2 separate regions of the Homo sapiens genome follow, and region 1 is linked to region 2. A link is a loop called in an ENCODE intact Hi-C map of the cell type or tissue named here. Cell type or tissue: psoas muscle. All regions are shown on one strand. Each heading gives the region's core, and the rest is flanking DNA. Links, peaks and the distances in the headings are about the cores only.

Region 1 (2,500 bases), core at 1-2,500, 850 kb before region 2:
GCTAAAGAGGAAGTGCCAGATTAGCGGAGAAAGAACAAGGGAGCACACACAAGAAAGGGTTTTTGCAGCCAAAATATGACTGCATTGAAGTTTGTTACCGTAAATGCCAATGGTAATAGGACGCTGTTAGCTCAAGAAAAGGAGAGTCTTACAAACCATCAAAGCACTCAAGGTCAATGTAATCCTCTGGGAAATTAGGCTGGGAAGGCTTAAAAATATAGACATATAGAGGGAGAAGGTCTGCTGACATATTTATGACTAGTTGAATCTTAAGCACGTATGAATTGCTTACTCACAAATGAGTACCATAACATTTGCTGACCGGGATTGGCAAGATACCTTACCAAATGACTATGTTAGTAAATACAGTCATGCATTACTTAACGAAGGGGATACATTCTGAGAAATGTCCTTAGGTGATTTCGTCACGGTGCAAACATTATGGTGTACAATTACACACACAGTACAGACTGCTACAAACCTAGGCTACATAGAGTATGGCATACTGCTCCCAAGCTACAAACCTGTACAGCATGTTACAGTACTGAATACTGTAGGCAACTGTAATACAATGGCAAGTATTTGTGAATCTAAGCACTTATCATGAATGGAGCTTGTAAAACTGGAAGTTGCTCTGGGTGAGTCAGTGAGTGAGTGGTGGGTATTGTACACTACTGTAGACTTTATAAACACTGTACACTTAAACTACACTAAATTTATTTAAAAATTCTTCAATCATAAATTAACCTTTTGATTTATGAACTTTTTATTTTAACTTTTTGACTCTTGTAATAACACTTAGCTTCAAACATGTACAGCTGCACAAAAATATTTTTTATATCTTTATAAGCTTTTTTCTATTTTTAGTTTTTTTAATTTACTTTTTAAACTTCTTTGTTAAAAACTGAGATACAAGGCCAGGCGCAGTGGCTCACACCTGTAATCCCAGCACTTTGGGAGGCCGAGGCCGGCGGATCATGAGGTCAGGAGATTGAGACCATCCTGGCTAACACGGTGAAACCCCGTCTCTACTAAAAATACAAAAAAATTAGCCAGGTGTGGTGGCGGACGCCTGTAGTCCCAGCTACTCGGGAGGCTGAGGCAGGAGAATGGCATGAACCCGGGAGGCGGAGCTTGCAGTGAGCCGAGATAGCGCCACTGCACTCTGGCCTGAGCAAAAGAGCGAGACTCCGTCTCAAAAAAAAAAAAAAAAAAAATACTGAGATACAAACAGACACTAGCCTAGGCCTACACAGGATTAGGATCATCAGTATCGCTGTCTTCCACCCCCACATCTTGTCCCACTGGAAGATCTTCAAGGACGATAGTACACATGGAGCTGTCATCTCCTTTAACAGTGCCTTCTTCCGGAATTCCTCCTGAGGGATCTGCCTGAGGCTGTTTACAGTTAACTTTTTGTTTTTAATAAGTAGAAGGAGTACAATCTAAAATAACAATCAAAAGTATAGTACAGCAAGTACATAAGCCACTAACACTTGTTTATTATTATCAAGTATTATGTACTATACATAATTGTATGTGCTATACTTTTATGCGACTGGCAGCACAGTACTTTTGTTTATACCAGCATCACCACAAATGTGAGTAATGCATTGCACTCACAATGTTACGATGGCCATGACATCACTAGGTGATAGGAATTTTTCAGCTCCATTAGTATCTTTTGGGACTACCGTTTTAAATGTGGCCTGTTGTTGACTGGAATGTCATTATGCTGTGTGTTACTGAACTGAATTCTTATCTAATAATGCTTAAGAGAAAGGCCCCTCTTTAAAATTAGATGGGACGTTACTTACACTTTGAAAAAGGACAGTATCTTGACATCCTGAAATAAAGATAATTCAGAGAATATTCAATTTGAAGGAAAGCAGTTTTAAATGTCAATCTTCATGGACTTGTGCTCCCAATTGTAAATCCAAACACACACAAAACAACAGAACTACCTACACAAAGCCATAGATTAATGCTTAAGCTCTGCCCAACCGTACGGGCATACGGACCTTGCATCAGAAATAGGTCCAGGACAGACCTTATCCTATGGCAGGTGCTCCTTACCTACTGCAATCCTTGGGCATTAGAAAAAAATTAGTCTAGTTATCATTTGGGCCTATTTTAACACAATTCCCTGAAAGGCTTCTTTTGGGTCTACATGCATTAAAATCACTTAAAAGGGACTGAAACTCCCTAATGGCATAACCTAGGTAGTTTACCAAGAGTCAGTCTAATCAGACTAAAACTAATATTCAGACAAAATGACAGTTTAGGACTTATTTTTCATTCCAGAGTTCACTGGAATTGACTTTAACTGATCGATTTCAAACAGATCAATTCCAAATTGGCCAATGTTGATTGTATTGGTCAGCTTGGCTGCAGCAATAACTCCAAAATCTCAGTGGCTTGCCTTTCAAGAGCAAATGATTATTTCTCACTCATGTCTATCAGCAGAGTTGGTCTGCTGCAGTGGCCCTGTCTCCAGGTC
Region 2 (3,865 bases), core at 837-3,336:
AGGTGCTATGAAAATGTAAAAGACTGAGACATGGGTCTCTGTGGCAGAGACCACTACTTAATAGCCATTCTTTCTTGGAAACAAAAAACCTTTATTGTTGGGTATGTCAGTGTACCTGGCTATAAAATATTTTCCAGCCTTCCTTGCAAATTTGGTGGCCAATGAGCTATTAGCGAGACTTCCAGAAAAAGTCTTTAAAATTTGGCTGGGAAACCTACCCTTTACCCTTAATCCTTTCCTCCTTCTTGCCTGGAACAGAAATATGAAGGCTGGACTTCCAGAAGCCATCTGGTTAACACAAGGAAAAGGCCCCCACCCTGGGGATGGCAGAGGAAATAGCAAAAAGAGGCTATGTTCCTGTTTTTGGATTTTAGAGACAGACTCTTGTGCTGTCACTCTTGCGCTCTCACTGCAGCCTCTAACTCCTGGGGTCAAGCGATCATCCCAGCTCAGCCTCCTGGGAGCTAGAATGACAGGTGTGTGCCCAACATAATAATAAAATAATAAATTTTTTTTAAACAATAAAATTTTAAAATTTTTTTATTTTTGTAGAAATGGAGTCTCGGTATGTTGCCCAGGATGGTTTCAAACTCCCAACCTCAAGCAATCCTCCCACCTTGGCCTCTCAAGGGGCTGGAATTACAGGTATAAGCCACCACACCTGGCCTCAACTCCTGTATCTCCAGAACTAGTGACTGAATACAACTCTTAAATTATATAGTATCTGATTTCATGAACAAATTCAGCAGAGACTAATGCACACAAAATAATTAGAAAACATTGCCCATTTGGGTGAACTGGCTCATGCCTGTAATCCCAGTGCTTTGGGAGGCCGAGGCAGGAGGACTGCTTGAGGCCAGGAGTTTGAGATCAGCCCAGGTAACATTGTGAGACTCCCGTAGTACCAAAAAAAAAAAAAAAAAAGGAAACACTTCCGTATAGTATGTAGTGTAAGAGAAAGTATAGGTAGACAGAGTAAGAGCTTTAGAATCCATCACTCCTGCAGTTCACTCCTCAGCTTAGCAATTTAGAGTGTGTGATTTTGGGCAAATTATATAACATTTCTAAACTTCTGTTTCCCTTTTCATGAAATGAAGATGATAATAATTACCTTGTGTAATTGTAATAAGGAGTAGACATAATGTGCCTGGCACTCAAAATATGCTTAATAAATGATAATAGTAATTTATAAGCTATACAAACTCACAGAAATAAGAAATTGATGTGGATCAAAAGCCTTAGAGAATAAGTAGGATTTTACTATTCAGGATGGGTAAAGGGGAAAGGTATTCCACATGGATAAAAGGAAAGGTAAGTACAACGTGGGTAGAGACATAAAGATTGGCTGAATATAACGTATTTGATAACTACAAGGAAATTAACATAACTGGTATTGAAGAGTTGAGGAAAACGGGATGGCATATAAATAGGGTGAGATCAGGATGGCACAGATGGGGTGGGATCAGGCTGAAAGCCAAAGAGAAGATACACGACTTGATATGGAAGAGCAAGGAGAATTCATAAATTTTGTACAAAAGGAAGGATCAGGACAGACTTAATAAAAGCTCATTACCCTAAGGTCTTCAGTTATCCTAAGTGATTTTCTTTTGGAACAAGTGACAAGGAAATGACTCTGAGTGCCAAATGGAAGGTGAGTGTCTAATCCAAAAAGGTAGCCATTAATTTAATGGAAAGATTTTCTAATGGCAAACATTAATCTAGTTGTTAGAAAGGTACTACAGGGTAGCTTGAGTCCACACAAGCTTTCTTCCTGTGGTTTCTCTATAAAATGAAGAATTATGGCAAAGTTGTTTTTCACTTAAAAAAAAGTAATCAAGCCAATCAGACAAAATATGTTTCTCCATACAAACCATGAAACACCAGCTGAAATTCACTGTTTTGTTTCTCATGGTATCTTTTTCTTCTCTATCTCATTTAAAAAATTCTCTTAGTGGCTGGGCATGGTGGCTCATGCCTGTAATCCCAGCACTTTGCGAGGCCAAGGCGGGCGGATCACTTGAGGTCAGGAGTTCAAGACCAGCCTGGCTAACATGGTGAAACCTTGTTTCTACTAAAAATACAAAAAATTAGCCAGGCATGGCGGTGTGCGCCTGTAATCCCAGCTACTCAGGAGGCTGAGGCAAGAGAATTGTTTGAACCTGGGAGGCGGAGGTTGCAGTGAGCTGAGATCGCACCATTGCACTCCAGCTTGGGCAACAAGAGTGAAACTCCATCTCAAAATAAATAAATAAATAAATAAATAAATAAATAATAAATAAATTCTCTTAGTAATGCCATTTGTTTCCAGAAAATACTTCAGGATTTTCTCGAGGTAAAGATTAAGAGGTCATTAACCCACCCTTTCATGTGGTTTCACAGAATCATCACATTGTACAATAGAGTTCATTATTGCTTTTCCTACATACCAGAATAGAAACTGGCAAGCTAAACCAGCTTCTTGTGACCTGTAGTTTCTAGACAGAGCCCATCCATGAGTTCTAGTCAGAGAATTCTTCTCTTCCTTCTCATAATCTGATATAGAATGTGTAGTAGGAACTATAAGCAAGTGAGTATAAAGTTTAGCTGAGGAAACGCATCCGTGAGATGTCATGGAAAAGGTATGAACTTGGAGTTGAGGAGACTTGACCTTCAGTGCTGACTCTAGAAGTAAACTGGGAAACGTTGAGCAAATCAGATTTTCTCAACTTCATTCTACTCTCCTGTAAAATAAGGATAAACACTTCCTACTTCAACAAGTCCTTCCTTGAGACGTCTGCATAAAATAATGTATGAGAGTGTTCTCTAAAGTTTAAAAAACTGTAGAAGTGTGATATTTTCTATAGACACTTGGAGTGCCTACCCACCCTGTTCCCTTCTTTGGGGAGTGTCCCTATCACACATTCCAAAGGACAGACCCAGGAAGCACATCTGAAATAATCATAGCAACATAACTAAAAGAAAAGAGCTGGCCGGACGCGGTGGTTCACGCCTGTAATCCCAGCACTTTGGGAGGCCGAGGCGGGCGGATCATGAGGTCACAAGCTCGAGACCAGCCTGGCCAACATGGTGAAACCCCATCTCTACTGAAAATACAAAAAATTATCCGGGTGTGGTAGCGCACGCCTGTAGTCCCAGCTACTCAGGAGGCTGAGGCAGAAGAATCACTTGAACCCGGGAGGTAGAAGTTGCAGTGAGCCGAGATTGTGCCACTGTACTCCAGCCTGGGTGACAGAGACTCTCTCTCAAAAAAAAGAAAAGAAAAGAGTGACAGTTTGGGATGATGAAAAAGTTATTGGGATGGATAGTGTGATGGTCGCACAACAACATGTATGTATTTAATGTCACTGAATTGTACACGTGAAAGTAGTGTACCTTGACTAAGGTGGGAAGATTGCTTGAGTCCAGGAGTTTGAGACCAGCCTGGGCAAAATAGTGAAACCCCATCCCTACAAAAAAAGTTTAAAACTTACCCAGGAATAGCGGTACACATCTGTAGTCCTAGCTGCTTGAGAGGCTAAGGTGGGAGAGTCACTTGAGCCCAGGAGTTTGAGGCTGCAGTGAACTATGATAAAGCCACTGCACTCCAGCCTGGGCAACACAGTGAAAGTCCCCGTGCAGGCCAAAGTTATAAGGGAGCAGGGAACAAGGTATGGGCAGCAAAAGTCTGAAGGAAATAAGAGACCAGAGAAGGGTGAGGGGGATTGTCTGACAACTTTCCAATTTCTATGTGTCTTGCACATTGTATCTTCGTGACTGCCCTATGTGCTTATTAACATAACTGCTTTCACTTAGGCTACTCCAATGAGCTTTGCAATTTGCAACCAAGTGAGTTCTAATTATTCTACAAAGTATTTCAAGAGTAAAG

What was found. Peaks named below come from ENCODE experiments on the same cell type or tissue, not always from the same donor. Only the 100,000 strongest peaks of a DNase experiment are listed, where the experiment ranks them.
Region 1: a loop joins it to region 2, with 4 times the contacts of the local background. A loop is called at or near these places in 1 of 110 quality-filtered maps.

The regions. Positions count from the first base shown.
Region 1 is chr1:64,183,800-64,186,299 of GRCh38, forward strand. No RefSeq gene overlaps it. Among named protein-coding and RNA genes, the nearest start is that of UBE2U, 19 kb to the right of the region's middle. In psoas muscle, for the core only: no CTCF peak of the experiment used is centred there; no DNase peak of the experiment used is centred there; H3K4me3 peaks cover 463 bases; H3K27ac peaks cover 704 bases.
Region 2 is chr1:65,032,820-65,036,684 of GRCh38, forward strand. It overlaps a transcript of JAK1 not described here. Among named protein-coding and RNA genes, the nearest start is that of MIR3671, 23 kb to the right of the region's middle. In psoas muscle, for the core only: no CTCF peak of the experiment used is centred there; no DNase peak of the experiment used is centred there.